Regions from separate parts of the Mus musculus genome. Here region 1 is linked to region 2. A link is a loop called in an ENCODE intact Hi-C map of the cell type or tissue named here. Cell type or tissue: heart. All regions are shown on one strand. Each heading gives the region's core, and the rest is flanking DNA. Links, peaks and the distances in the headings are about the cores only.

Region 1 (7,751 bases), core at 1,135-6,134, 140 kb before region 2:
CCCCGGCTGCTTCCTCCTCCTCCGGCTGCTCTTGCTGTAGACAACCATACCTCTTGCTTTCAAGCATCAATTCATCTTCTCCTCCATGATTCCTGGCATGCCCCTTGGCCACTTGTTTCATCCTCCAGCTGTGCCTTTTGTGGCAGATGGAGTTTTGGTTATTTAGAGAAGGGTCTACTATATCCTAGGGTGGCTTGGAACTCAGTATGTAGCTGAGATTGACCTTGAACAAATGATGCTCCTGACTCTACTTACCAAGTGCTGGGATTACAGGAGTAGGATACCTCTCCTGGTTTATGCAGTGTTGGGATTAGAACGGCTTCATGCATGCCACCAGCATTTTACCAGCTGAGACAAATCCCCAGCCCTATTAGTGATTTTGGTGGTGGTGATGTGGTGTGTTTGTTTGTGTGTATATGTGTTTATACACACATGTACCAGGGATTAAGCCCTAGACTTTTGCACATGCTAAACGTGCACTCTATTATTAGAGTTATACTCCCAGAGATTGTTTTAGTACTTAATTATGATGCTATTTTAAATGTTTAAATGGTTAAGAGCACTGACTGAGTTCAAATCCCAGCAACCACATGGTGGCTCACAACCATCTGTAATGAGATCTGATGCCCTCTTCTGGGGTGACTGAAGACAGCTACAGTGTAATTACATATAATAAATAAATCTTAAGAAAGAAAGAAAGAAAGAGAGAGAGAGAGAGAGAGAGAGAGAGAGAGAGAGAGAGAGAGAGAGAGGAAGGAAGGAAGGAAGGAAGGAAGGAAGGAAGGAAGGAAGGAAGGAAGGAAAGAGCCTGTCTTCATAGAGCTATTCTACTAGCTGCTTTGAGTAGCAGTATGTACTCGTGTGTGCAGTCAAGCAACATCTCAGTGTCCTGGAGTCCCTGCATTTGGGATGAATCCTGGCTAGCTACAGCCTAGCCTAGAAGCAGTAATGATTTGACTTATCCTGAGTCAGAAGGCTCAGCAGAACCATCCTTTCTAAATCAGCATCAACACTTTGCAGCTAGGGCTTGTCCTACATAGTTAGCAGGTAGTAGTCCTGCTCATATGAAACCAGCCTGCCAGGAGGCAAAAGCAAGCTAATTTCACAAAGCTATATGAGCTCAGGACAGTAGCCATAGTTAATGCATTCACATGGTGACAACTCCAAATGGTATACAAAGAGTACAACAGTGTAGTGCAGCCGGGCGGTGGTGGCGCACTTGGAAGGCAGAGGCAGGTGAAATTCTGAGTTCCAGGCCAGCCTGGTCTACAGAGTGAGTTCCAGGACAGCCAGAGCTACCCTGTCTCGAAAAAAACAAACAAAACAAAAAAACAGTGCAGTGCCCCATCAGTTTCCAGCAGTCAACATGACAGGTTCTGTCTGTGCCTTCCAGAAAGAGTCTGTATGCCACGGAGCAGACACAATATAATCATGCACTGCGTAGCAGTGGTTAGTCAGCCCAGGCCACAGACAACAATTATCTCAGTGTATTGCCAAAGCTCCATATGGTGCTGCACACCTAGCATTTGGGAGGTGGAGGCAGGAGTTAGGCAGACGCTAGAGGATTGTATGTCTTCAAAGCCAGCTTGTACTGTAATGTGAGAGCCTGCCTCAAAAATTAGGGCTGGCAGCCGGGTGTGCTGCCTTTAATCCCAGCACTCGGGAGGCAGAGGACAGCCTGGGCTACAGAGTGAGTTCCAGGATAGCCAAGGCTACACAGAAAAAAAAAAAAAAAAGTTAGGGCTGGCAAGATGGCTCAAGAAGAAAGAGGGCTTGCTCCTGAACCACAACTTGAGTTCAATCTCTGCGACCCACATGGTGGAAGGAGAAAATCACTTCCTATAAGTTGTCTTCTGACCTCCACATATTGTATCATGGAAGACATGTGGCCATATATATATTTATATCCACAGCAAAAATAATTATTTTAATGTAAAAATCAAAACCACTTGACAACACCTTTCTGTAGAGTTGTCCCTTTAGTTAACCAACATATACCTGTACAGCCAGGTGCTCAGTAGCCTTTTATGAACACAGGTGTAGGGTGAAACACTGTTTCAAAAATACACAGCAAACCAGAAATGGCAGCACAAGATTATAGGCCCTTAATCCCAGCACTGGGCAGTCAAAGGCAAGCAGATTTCTGTGGATTTAAAGACAACCTGGTCTACCTAGCAAGTTCCAGACCAGCCAGGGCTACATAGACCTGTTGATTTATACCAAAAATAAAAAAGCAGAAAGATGAAAATGGTTTTTTTGTTTTTGTTTTTTTAATGGAGCTGGAGAGATGGCTCAATGGTTAAAAATACAGGTTGCTCTTCAGGGGACATAGGTTTGATTCCCAGTGCCCACATGGTAGCTCAAAAATGTCCCAGAGAATCTGGCTGGCCATTGCAGGCACTGCACACACATAGTACACAGACATACATACAGGCAAAACACCAATACATATATAAATTTTAAAAATTTAAAGATGAAAGGATTTTTGTTATTTGGAGTGTGTGTGTGTGTGTGTGTATGTGTGCGTGCGGTTTTTTTAGTTTGATTTCTTTCTTTGTTGTTGTTTTTCTCTAGGTATTCAGGGATTCTTGATCCTACTTTTACTCAGAACTGGTATCAAATTTATGTTAGTCTTTCTGCCTCAGACACCAAAAGTATCTGGGATTATAGGCATGCACAACTATGCACTGGCAAGAAAAAAAAAACAAAAAGAAAATGTTTAAGGGGCCAGAGAGATTGCTCAGCAGATGAGAGAGCATACTGTTTGCAGAGGCCTGAAATTGTATTCCTAGCACCCAGGTCAGGTAGCTCACAACTCCCTGTACATCTAGTTCCAGGGGCCCCCCGATCCTCTCTTCTGAGCTCTGACTTCACTGCATTCACATGCTCATAGACATACACATATATGGAGACATAGTGGTGCACACCTTTAATTCTAGTACATGGAGCCTGAAGAGTTCTATGAATTTGAGGTCAGCCTTGTCTAAATGATGAGTTTCAGGCAAGCCAGGGCTATACAGACCCTATCTCAAAATAAAAACAGTGTTTTAAAATGAACAACTCTGGAGCTGGAAAAAATGAATGAATGAATGCCTCGGAAACCATCTTTTTTTTTTTTTTTCTTTTTGGTTTTTTGAGACAGGGTTTCTTTGTATAGCCCTGGCTGTCTTGGAACTCACTTTGTAGACCAGGCTGGCCTTGAATTCAGAAATCCGCCTGCCTCTGCCTCCCGAGTGCTGGGATTAAAGGTGTGCGCCACCATGCCCAGCTCAAAAAAAAAAAAAAAAAATATATATATATATATATATATATATATTTTTTTTTTTTTTGAGACAGGGTTTCTCTGTGTAGCCCTGGCTGTCCTGGAACTCACTCTGTAGACCAGGCTGGCCTTGAACTCAAAAATATATTTTTAATGAACAAGCCAGACATAGTGACACACACCTTTAGTCCCAGCACTTGGGAGGTTGGAGGCCACTGGTTTGCATAGTGAGTTCTAAGACAGCCAGGGATGCATAGTGAGACTCTGTCTCGAAAATAAATAAATAAATAAGAACAAGCCTTGCTTGGCGAGATGGTTCACCAGAATCCCCATGGTGAAAAGACCAAAGCCTCCAGACAGTCCTCTGACCTCCACGTGTGTCCTGTAGCATAAGTGCACACACACACCAATAAACAAGCGATAGGTTTTAAATGTGTATTATAAGGGGGGGATGGGAGCAAGAGAGAGGGTGCTCAGTGGTTAAGAGTGTTAGCTGCTTTTCAGACCCACTTCAGGAAGTTCACAGGGGATCTGATGCCCTCTGACCTCCTAGGGTATCTGAATACACATGGTGACACAAACTCATACAGTCACATATACATATAATATATATATGTATGGCTCGTGGATGCCCAAATGACCTTATTCTGTTCCTGTTTTCATGCCATATGCTTTGCAAACACCAGGGGTCACCACAGGACTTCAGACAGCTCTGTAGACTCCTGGCTCACCGTGGTCACTCCTTTGTCAACAGTTCTTTTGGATTGCTTCTCATTAAGGACTGGAAAACTCTTTTCATAGATCATTAACACAAGGAGGGACACAACTACTAGACAGGAGTACTTAAAAGTGGAATTCCTGGGACAGTGTAGAACACTGTTTTAATGTTTATGAGGTTGTTTTGGTTTTGGTTTTTAGGATAGTATCTTATATAACCCAACTGGCTTTGAACTTGATTTGTTTGTTTGACAACCTTGAACTTCTATCTCTGTCCCTCAGAGTCTGGGATTGGAAATACTTACCATCAGTGCCCTGAGCATTTACTATTTTGATTCAGTTTTCCAACCCAACATGTGTTGCACCAGCAATGCATGCAAACACTTAAGATTTTGGTAACAAGGCTAGAGAGATGGCTCAGCAGTTAAGAGCACACTGGCTTTTCTTGCTGTTCCCAGCACCCACGTATCAGCATACAATCATCTGTAATTCCAGTGTCAGGAGATCCAGCCTCCTCGTCTGGCCTTCTCAGGCACTCAAGCCACCTGGTCGAACACGGTGAGCAGACATACATGCAGCCACAAAAAAGGGGGGGGGGGGTGACTCAATGGTAGAATATTTGCCTAGGACCTGAGACCTCCTGGGTTCAAGTCCCATCTCTGGAAAAAAATAATTGCTGAGAACCAGAAACAGAGTGTCAATTCAGCCCTACTGTGGATTTTTCAAAGCAGCCACTAGCATATTCTATGGAGTTTAAACAATTAGTTACTTTTTTTTTTTCTTTCACATTCACATCCTTCCACAGTGTGGCTGGCTGTCAGGTCACTGTTGATTTATGGGATCTCTGTAGTAAATTAATTAGCCCTTCATCTCTGGAGAGTTGTTAGGTTGGCTTTGGATTCTGATTTCCTTTGATGTATTCAAATTTATCTTCCTTCCTTTTGGTGCTTCCTGGATTTTCTGTCACCCATTTTGTCTCCATTCCCAGTAATCTTGGTGGTCACATCATCCCTTGAGTATCCTCTTACACAAGCTCACCCTATAGTCCATTGTGCCTGAGGCTGGCACCTTGGAAGGCTCACTCTGTAGCAAGGACATACTTCTACATAGACAGTTCCCATGTTGATCACATGTAGGTCGTGTTCATCTCACCTCTAACTCCCAAGCCTTCATAGAATCTCCTTGCCTGGGTCATCTCAAGTGTGGCAAGTCTAAACCCAAGGCTAAAGAACTACATTATTGTAATGCTGCCTGTGATGTCACCTCTGGCTTTTATTGAATCTACATTCTTCTCTGCATTTTCCAAGACCCTCATTGGCCACCTAAACTGGGCCCTCCTGTCACCCCAGAATTCTTCCAAAAAGAGGTTCCCACCCCGAATGACTTAAGTCAAATCAGAAAAGCCTTTGCAGACACCTCAGTGTTCCCCTCAGGGTTCTGCCCATCACAAGGAAACCTGTTCAGATAGAGCAGCCACTCTTATCTCCTTTCTGCCTCACCAACCAGTTCCAAGCCTATAGTTCAGGCTCCCAGAGTTCCATGGGTTAGAGCAGAAAGCGAGTCTCTAAAAGAATGGGTCCCGTTGTGCAGGGTTTACGCTGCAGATGGACAGCATCACGGCAGAGCCAGATATGATGAGCCCCCACCTCCATGTCCCCTGGGATCTGGACATGGCTAGCCTCTCTGGACAGATACAGTCCCCTACCACGGAAGGTGGCTTTGCCCATGCCCTTGTACTCCCCAGCGACCCAGGAGGTGAACAGGACCCTGCCTGCGAGGATCCCTGCCCCAGTGTGGGCCCAGCATTGGTGGCGACTCGATGGCATGCCCCAAGGGGCCGGAGCCAGAGCCACCCTCGCTCGGGGACTGGAGCCATGCGAGGCGGCCGCTGCGACGTGTGTGGCAAGGTGTTCAGCCAGCGAAGCAATCTGCTGCGGCACCAGAAGATCCACACAGGCGAGAGACCGTTCGTGTGTGGCGAGTGTGGCCGCAGCTTCAGCCGCAGCTCTCACCTACTGCGCCACCAGCTCACGCATACTGAGGAACGGCCTTTCGTGTGCCGCGACTGTGGCCAGGGCTTCGTGCGCAGCGCCCGCCTGGAGGAGCACCGGCGTGTACACACGGGCGAGCAGCCGTTCCGCTGCACAGAGTGTGGCCAGAGCTTTCGGCAGCGCTCCAACCTACTGCAGCACCAGCGCATCCACGGCGATCCGCCTGGTCCAGCGCCATCCATCCTGCCCCTCGCCGGAGTCCCGGAGCCCCCGGGCCCCTTCCCATGCAGCGAGTGCTGCGAGAGCTTCCCACGACGCGCCGTGCTGCTAGAGCACCAGGCGGTGCACACCGGGGACAAGTCCTTCGGATGCGTGGAGTGCGGCGAGCGCTTCGGCCGCCGTTCGGTGCTGTTGCAGCACCGGCGCGTGCACAGCGGCGAACGGCCCTTCGCCTGTGCCGAGTGCGGCCAAAGCTTCCGGCAGCGCTCTAATCTCACCCAGCACCAGCGCATCCACACTGGAGAGCGGCCCTTCGCCTGCGCCGAATGTGGCAAGACCTTCCGCCAGCGGCCCACGCTCACGCAGCACCTGCGTGTGCATACGGGTGAGAAGCCCTTCGCGTGCCCCGAGTGCGGCCAGCGCTTCAGCCAGCGACTCAAGCTCACGCGCCACCAAAGGACCCATACTGGCGAGAAGCCCTACTGCTGCGGTGAGTGCGGCCTCGGCTTCACGCAGGTGTCTCGGCTCACCGAGCACCAGCGCATCCACACAGGTGAGCGGCCCTTCGCCTGTCCCGAATGTGGCCAGAGTTTCCGGCAGCACGCCAACCTCACCCAGCACCGGCGCATCCATACGGGCGAGCGACCCTACGCGTGTCCCGAATGTGGCAAGGCCTTTCGCCAGCGGCCCACGCTCACGCAGCACCTGCGCACTCACCGGCACGAAAAGCCCTTCGCCTGCCAGGACTGTGGCCGACGCTTCAACCAGAGCACCAAGCTCATCCAGCACCAGCGTGTCCACAGCACTGAGTAGTTGTACAGCACTGAGCTGTGAAAACACTTCACAAGGTTGTTGTGAGGCAGGCATCTCCCAACAGGCCCCAGTAAAGCCTGGGCTTCAGGAGGTGCTCAATAAACACATGATGTCTCCCCAACCTGCACATTTCTTCTGCCCACTTTACCGCTGTTTCCATGCTGGTATAAGCTATGCAAACACGGCTTCCAGGGGAGGCTCCACACCCCCTTCCACAGTAGCACACCTGCTTTCTTGTGGGATATACTCTGTAGCATACCTCTGGCTTATACAGAGGGGATGCCCAGCCTCAGATGGGGAAGAGTAGCCACATTCACAAAGGAGGAAAGGGTTCTCCACGGCTGCCATGGGTCTAGTCAAGAGAGAGGTCTACCAACTATGTCACTGGTAGGTGACTGAAAAGGGTAGTCCAGCTGGCTGTGATGGTACACACGTGTAACCCCAGCGTTCAGGAAGCTTAGGCAAGAGGATTGCAGAGAGTTTGAGTTCAGTCTGGGCGACATCATAAGCTGTTATTTCAAAAGCACACATTGAGTGTGGTGGCACACTCAGTTGGGGGACAGAGAGACAAGATAATTGCCAAAAGTTCAGCAGGTTAGTTTATGTAACAAGTTCCTGGACAGCCAGAATTAGTGAGAACCTATCAAGCAAAAACTCCTGGCAGAGACATAAAATACAAACGCGGTGGTGTGGTGCATGCCTTGTGACCGTCCTAGCTATTCAGGAGGCTGACATAAATGGACTGCTAG
Region 2 (7,751 bases), core at 1,609-6,608:
CTTTTTAATTCTGTATGAATTGGCGTATTTCGTCCGCAGAGATAACAATTTATATTTTGGTTTTATTGAGACAGACCTATGAAGCCCAGTCCGGCCTCAAACTTCCTATGAAGCTGAGGCTGACCTTGAATTTCTGATTATTCTGCCTCCTCTTCCTAAGTGTGGGGTCAGGGGTTTGTGCACGGTAGGCAAGCATTCTACCAAGCAGCCTGGACCCCAGCTCCTCACTGGGTTTTCTAGCTCAGCACACTGCATTTATGGCTAGGTCTATCCTGTACATTCCAGGATGCTTAGCAGTATCTCTGGCCTCCATCTACAAAATACTAGTAGTGTTCCCTGCCCCACCACAGCTTCCAGTACCTCTAGACATGAACAACTGTACCCTAGAAAACAGAACTGTCCCCAGGTTGAGAACCACAGATTTACATAAATTTACTTACTTAGGAAAATGGGAATAGGCAATATTAAAAATGTAAGACTAGCCGGGCGTGGTGGTGCACGCCTTTAATCCCACCACTCGGGAGGCAGAGGCAGGTGGATTTCTGAGTTCGAGGCCAGCCTGGTCTACAACATGAGTTCCAGGACAGCCAGGGCTATACAGAGAAACCTTGTCTTGAAAAACCAAAAAAAAAAAAAAAAAAAAGTAAGACCAGCATTAAATACTGGAATCACAAACATAAATACCAGGACAACTGGGTGTGTGGCTTTCCTTGCTCAAAGGATTATTGGCAAATTGGCTTAGCAGGTAAATACTTAGTATGATGGCCTGAATTTGATAGTGTGAACTTACATGGTGGTAGGAGAGGATCAACTCCCACAAGTTTCTCCTACCTCCACAGGTGCTCTAGGGTTCTAGGGCCTATCGTGTGTGTGCCGCTACCTTCCACTAAATAAATATAAAATATAAAATAGAACAACGAACCCATAAATGAATGATTGGAGTCGGCCATGGATGCATACGTAGTCACAGGGCTTAGGAAGCTGTGGCAGGAGGATGATGAGTTTGAGGGTAGCATAAGATAAAGAGGGTTACTCTGTTTTAGAAACCCAGCAGGGGGGTGGGGAGGTAGGAGAGGAGAGGAGACAAAGCTCTTCCCCAAATGCTCCATGAGCAGTTTCCTGTTTGCCAGAGTGACAAAGTATAACAGATAAAAACAACACACAGAAGTCAGAATTCCAAAATGAGTCTTTACTAAGATGAAGACAGTGTGTGTTACTAGGGAAACGAATACAGATGCAAGGTGGTGTCTTCTAACCACCTGGCCTACTGACTTCAGCTTCTCCTTGTCTTATAGCTTTTTTTTTTTTTTTTGGTTTTTCGAGACAGTGTTTCTCGGTGTAGCCCTGGCTGTCCTGGCTGTCCTGGAACTCACTTTGTAGACCAGGCTGGCCTCGAACTCAGAAATCCGACTGCCTCTGCCTCCCAAGTGCTGGGATTAAAGGCGTGCACCACCACGCCCAGCATCTTATAGCTTTCAAAATGCTTTTTGTGTGTGTGTGATTTTTATTTTTATTTTAGAAAAGTTATTTATTTAATGCATGAGTGCTCTGTTGCATATACCTCAGCCTGCCTGAAGAGGCATCAGATCCCCCTATAGATGGTTGTGAGCCACCATGTGGTTGCTGGGAATTGAACTCATGACTTCTGGAAGAGCAGCCAGTGCTCTTAGCCATTAAGCCATCTCACCAGCCCTTATTTTATTTTATTTTAAGTTGGTGTGTATTTTTCTTGAATGTATGGATACCATATGCCTGCTTGATGCTCATAGAGGTATCATAAGTTGATAATGGATTCCTGTAACTGGAGTTATGAATGGTTGTGATCCACCATGAAGGTGTTGGAAAACATACCCATGCCCTCTGGAAAAGCAGCCAGTGCTTTTAACCACTGAGCCATCTCTTTAGGCCCAGCTCTCAATATTCTTAGCCAGTCTGGGCTATATGAGATCTTGTTTCAAAACAACAAAATCAGATGAAGGTAAAAATTATAGGATAGATGGAGGATGTTATGAAAACCAACAAAAGGCAGTTGGCTTGACCAGGTCATTCTATCCAAGACCAGGAGAATAGGTTTCACACCACGGGGCGAGGGTTGGTTCTTCTTCATGCAGGATGCACATATAGTTACCGAGTGAACTTTGATACTCAGTGGTCAATTCCACTTCTAGAGCCAGGATTTCACTAGCCTGGAGGGTGGCACACTCACTGGGACATTTTAGGGCTTTTCAATAGTCTTTCAACATGGGCTGGAGTGATGGCTCAGTGATTAAGAGCACTGACTGCTTTCAATTCTCAGCAACCACAAAGTGGCTCACAACCATCTGTAGTGGGATCTGATGCCCTCTTCTGGTGTGTCTGAAGACAGTGCAATGTACTCACACACATAAAATAAATAATTTTTTTTTTTTTTTTGAGTTTTTCGAGACAGGGTTTCTCTGTGTAGCCCTGGCTGTCCTGGAACTCACTCTGTAGACCAGGCTGGCCTCGAAATCAGAAATCCACCTGCCTCTGCCTCCCAAGTGCTCAAGTGCTGGGATTAAAGGAATGTGCCACCACTGCCTGGCAAAATAAATAAATCTTAAAAAAGAAAAAAAAAGTCTTTCAACGTTAACTTGAGCTTGGTGGGAGAGTGGTAGACCGTTTCTGCGGTTACTATCTCCTTACTAAGGAAGGTTAATAGCCCACTGGGGAGTGGGGGTGGGAGGTGCGTCTAACTCTGTTGCCATAACACAGGAGGGATGTAATAGTACTACGTTTCCCACGAGGCCTTGCGCTGTGCCCCTACCCCGCTTTTGGTCCCGTCCCAACACTTAAGAGACGGAGGGGAAAAGGATGTGTCCGCTTCTGGTTTCGAGCTGGAAGCCACCGATGAGAACGAGACATTCTGCCTAGTCCTGCAGCTCTGGTCTCCAAGACGGAGTCCTTCAGGCCCTTAATGGTGCTGCCATTCCTTCCCGGACCGTAAGATTAGGGAAGAGATAAGAAACAGCACACTTCCGGTTCCTGCCTTTCCCTACAGTTCTGCAGCGTTTTCTCTTTGCCTATCTAGTTCCGTGCAGATCTGACGCCTTCCTGGATCCTATAGTGGCTGGGAGACTGAAACTCATGAAGGGAGCCCAACCTATTACCAGTCATGGTAGTCTAAGGCTCTTAGAGCCGAGCACACTTCTTGGCGTACGCCGGGACATTACCCACTTTCCAGGCCTTTGTAACTTGCTGTTTCCCTTTCCAGTCGGCTTAAGGCATTTTCTGTCTGCTTCAATGTCCTCACCTCAAAGAGGCTGGAGGAACCTATTGCCTCCCTCCCTGAAAGTTCTAGAGCTAGTCTCAGGAACATGTCCTTCAGGTCATTTCTTTCTTAAATGTTTCTTGGCTGCTTTTCCCATAAGGGTAGCGTCTGACACTGTAGCTCCAAGTGTCCATTGAGAGACAATGAAGACACACACACATGTGCAGAAGGGACTCGCGCCTGCACAAAAAGGACAGCCGTATCCTGTCCTACATAGCCCCCATAGCCAGCCTAGGCTGAAGCTTGGGAACAGTCAGTAGGGGTGAAGATGGCCCGTGACCAGACAGGTGGGGTAGCCTTGGACTAGGCAATTTTGTGTAAACCACCAACCTATTGTGGTGCTTCTGCTCTACAGATAGACTCAAGGGCTTGATAGCAGGTTTCCTTCCGTGCTTGCCTGCAGCTAATTTTCAAGCCCTGTGTAAAAACAGCTACAGACCAGCGCCCCCTAGTGTTATCACCCTTTGTGAAAAGTTGGGTCTTCACCTTACTGCTAGAGCTCCTGTAGGTCTAAATGTATGGATTCCTCAGCCCACAGGGGCAGGTGGCATTGTATGGAACAGGCAATCTTAGGTATTGAGATTTCTCAGTCCTCCAATGTAGCCTGTGTTACAGCTCTTGGTGCTGGGTCTGACAGCCTTGGAACTAAAGGCTTCATAGCTGTTATAGAGATCAGAGCCCAGTAGGTGCCAGTGAGTCTGGCTTGACCTTCTGTGAAAAGGAGATCCGTGAGTCTGAACTTTGTGTTTACACATTGTTTCCAAACTGCCTCATGGCACAGCTGCACCACAGATACAGGAATCTGCAGCCCTACAAACTGGGGAAGGTTCTTAGTCCTATCTAAATACTCTTCATCTGGCACCTCTGGAACAGCCCTATGTTTGGCCTGCCTGCAATGTGAACCTTTGCTTGGAGGACTCCCTCCACTGGCAACACAGAAGGAAATGCAGATGTTGGAGAAGCCCAATTGGTATGCAGTCCCTGCCCATGTGGTAGGATTTTATTACTTTTTATTGAAATATTCCAATCTGCAGTTATCCTGGGGGTGGGAGTGGGGTCTGTTTGTGTAGTCAATGAGGTGAAGCCACAAGAGGAGACATGGAAGGCTCAGGAAAACAAAATGTATTAAGCTAATGGATGTAAATATAGTAGCTCACGTATATTCATGACTGAAAAGAAAACCTTGTGAAGTCAGGAGGCCCAGGAGCCAGGGGATTGTCTTTCTGAGGGAAAGGAAAGCAAAGTTAACAGGTTGAGTTTAGGACTGGCAGAGTGCTGGCATCCTCTAAATCCGTGGTACCCAGGGCTACAGGCCCTGAGGCAAGGAAGGCTCAGTATAGCAATGTTTTGTTTTGACCACTGAAGCTGGACTTACATGGGCACAGGGGCTCTTCCATAAATGTCTCTATGAAGGAAACGTGGGGTGGAGGACAGTGACTACCTAAGGGAGGTATTGGTCACACTCACCCTAGAGATATTGGGAAGGGTTAGCTGTGCACTGTGTCCACAGCATAAGATACTTTGGGAGCATTGGCCTATGCATTGTTTAAGAAGTGTAAGCACAATGACATGGTAAAGAGGTTTAAGATAGTTAATAATGGGGTACCCCAGAAGCAAGAGTGTGTCAGGCAAAATAAGGCCAGGTCAAAGTGTTTAGGGAAGCTTTTCAAGGACATCTGAGACATCATAGAGGAAAGAAGGCACACAGGTGGGGGATGTATGGCTGACATGTGGAAGGTGAAGGCTACAAGGAGTGGAAGAGGCAAGAGGAAGCCAGGTCTGGAGCAAACATAAGACAACAGACAAGGAGTGTAGTTTGCCCAACAGGCAGACCAGTACTTTGAAATCACTTTCACACACTGTGCTCAAAGACAGATGACAACATTCCTTTGACAACATTTCAGGATACCTAGAGTAATTGCTTGGACCAAAATGACATATATCCTGACATGCTTGTTTGTTGAAGAGGTGACTCACTGACAACATATTGTGTCATGGAATGATTCACTGTGATCTGGGTAGCAGAAAGAGATGCGCCAGGAAGAAAGTGGGTGGGGATGGAATGAAGGCAGGAAGAGGTGAGAAAGGAGAGCCCTGATAAAAATCCAGTGGGAGGCCCAAGGTGAGCTCACAGGAGGTGATACTGCAGGAGGGGCTAGATTAGAGATGAGCCTGCGGTGAATCCACAGGGCTGGAGCCTGAGATGTGGAAGGAAGACGTGGGAGGAGAAGACAGACACTGTGGATTAAAGCAGGGAGAACATGAGAGGGATAGCATGGAGAGGCAGCCTCCCAAGTCTGTCTTGGAGTTAGGCATAAAGTAATATTGTGGGGAAGCAGGTACGAAGGCACAGAGTGGGCCATTCTAGGCTGACCAGCAAGGAACCGGCAAGAACAGTAACTATGTGAGAACCTGAAGCTTGGGGTCTTCCTGCCTCGAGGATCTTGGGGCATCTGAGCCTGGAAAGACACCTGGCTTTACTTGCTCTGGTTCCAAGAAATAATGCAGATCATCAGTTTAGTATCTTCTCTCTGGGACCAGCCTGAGTGGGATACAGAGGGCAGTAGGAAGCTTCTAGAAGCTTCACCAATTGGTCTGAATCCGTGTTCATTAGGGGATTTCCTCTGGGACCTCAAATGTAGAGGTGTTCCCAGATAACCCCTTAGACACTGGGTAGCACAATTATCAGATTTCTTAGATGTCAATCCTCTCAGGGAGGCTGTGCTGTACTCTAAGGGGTGCTTCGAGTCACGGTGATATGGATCTTTAGGTGCACCATGAGAGCTGAGCTGCGGCTAAAAGCTTTCCCACAGTCACTGCATTTATAAGGCTTTTCACCTGTGTGAGTGCGCTGGTGCTCAATGAGGGAGGAGCTTTGTGCGAAGGCCTTCGGGCAGTCCTTACATTGATAAGGCTTCTCTCCAGAGTGGACTCTCAGGTGCCGGACCAGAGCTGAACAGTCACTGAAGGCTTTCCCACACACATCACACCTGTAGGGCTTCTCCCCGGTGTGGATGCGCTGGTGCTGTGTCAGGTGGGTGCTCTGGCTGAAGGCTTTGCCGCAAGTATCACACTCGTAGGGCCGCTCGCCTGTGTGTACTCGCTGGTGCTGCGTGAGGTGGGTGCTGCGGCTGAAGGTTTTACCACATTCCTCACATTTATAAGGCTTCTCCCCAGTATGAATCCTCAGGTGCTGTGTCAGGTGGGCAACGCGACTGAAGGCTTTACCACACTCTTTACACGCATGGGGCTTTGCTCCTGTGTGAACAACCTGGTGTTGGACAAGGTGGGTGCTCCGACTGAATACCTTCCCACACTCAGTACAGGCATAGGGCGTCTTCTGAGAGTGGCTCTTCTGGTGGGCCTCCAGAGCTGAAGTGTTCTGGAATGTTTTCAAACATTCACTATCCTTGGAGGATTTCTTCTCTGAGCAAGTATCTGGAGGCACTGTCTCATTATCAAGTAATGGGCCAAATTTCTCCTCTGAAGAAGCCTTGTCTTGGGAAGGGAAGTTGGGCCACATGTTGGAACCGTTTCCTGAGGTGTTAGACTCATGGCCAGGCTGGTCTTTGGGGGCATCCATGTGAGGCCCCAGAGCTTTTCTGAAATCCATCTCTTGGGCAGTAGACTTCATCCAGAGTGCTCCTAGGAATTCTGGCTGGCTCTCTGAGTGGCTCTCAGGTTTACAAGTGTGGGCAAGGGTAGATTTTGGCAAAACGCTTCCCATGACAGTTTCAGTCGCCATTTTTGGTGGCTCCAATTCATCTGTATTGCTCTGTTTGCAACTTGCCTCTTCACGTTCCACTCCTGGCTCCCATCCTGGAATTAAATCAAAAAGCACTCTGTTATTTTTTTCACCATGGATCACCACATAAGCCTCTTCATCTGCTTCAGGCCCAGCTCATTTACTCTGAAAGGGAAGATGTGGATCACTCTTCTCTCATGGCCTCATTTCCAAAAGGAAGTTTCCCCTTTGGGGTCTTGGGTAAGAAAAAGAATTCAGGCTTGTCCTCTTATATGACCTTAAACTGCCTCGTGATTCTGATTTTTTCCACCCTCAACCAAACCATCCATTTTGCCAAGGCTCCTGATCTGGCTAAAACGCCAAAAGGAAAAGCTTTCATGTGGACAAGATCAGAATGAAACAAGAGTGAAGGGAGCCGGTCCTTGTCAGGCACCTGTGCATCTCCTCCCTGCAGTCGCGGGTAGACCACTGGGAGTCTAGGCTCTGTCCCTTAAACGCTGCAGCTGTCTTTGGGAATAGTGGCCAAATGAGATCAGTCGAGATGCTTGTGACTGTCATTTCTCACAGCAGAATTTAGACATTGTGGAGAGTGGGTGATCTGCTTCTGAAGCTCCAAGTCACAGGAGGGAGAGGCACACCTGCACTGACCAGTTCTTCATAGGTACAAAGGGTATCTGACCATACTACATCTGGCAACATTTACAGATGAATCCTAGG

Evidence for each region. Peaks named below come from ENCODE experiments on the same cell type or tissue, not always from the same donor. Only the 100,000 strongest peaks of a DNase experiment are listed, where the experiment ranks them.
Region 1: it touches region 2 in a loop (5-fold over the local background); 13 of 42 quality-filtered maps call a loop at or near these places.

Annotation. Positions count from the first base shown.
Region 1 is chr7:13,042,519-13,050,269 of GRCm38, reverse strand. Mzf1 (myeloid zinc finger 1) reads left to right here. Exons shown (of 6, transcript NM_145819.2): 6 at 5,570-7,751. The coding sequence ends at 7,002. Among named protein-coding and RNA genes, the nearest start is that of Mzf1, 8.4 kb to the left of the region's middle. In heart, for the core only: a CTCF peak has its summit at 3,951 (motif pointing right); no DNase peak of the experiment used is centred there; H3K4me3 peaks cover 743 bases; H3K27ac peaks cover 455 bases; H3K27me3 peaks cover 1,803 bases.
Region 2 is chr7:12,905,591-12,913,341 of GRCm38, reverse strand. Zscan22 (zinc finger and SCAN domain containing 22) reads right to left here. Exons shown (of 3, transcript NM_001290436.1): 3 at 4,259-7,108. The coding sequence ends at 6,021. Among named protein-coding and RNA genes, the nearest start is that of Zscan22, 12 kb to the right of the region's middle. In heart, for the core only: a CTCF peak has its summit at 3,740 (motif pointing left); DNase peaks (open chromatin) are centred at 2,861 and 3,641; H3K4me3 peaks cover 1,256 bases; H3K27ac peaks cover 1,376 bases.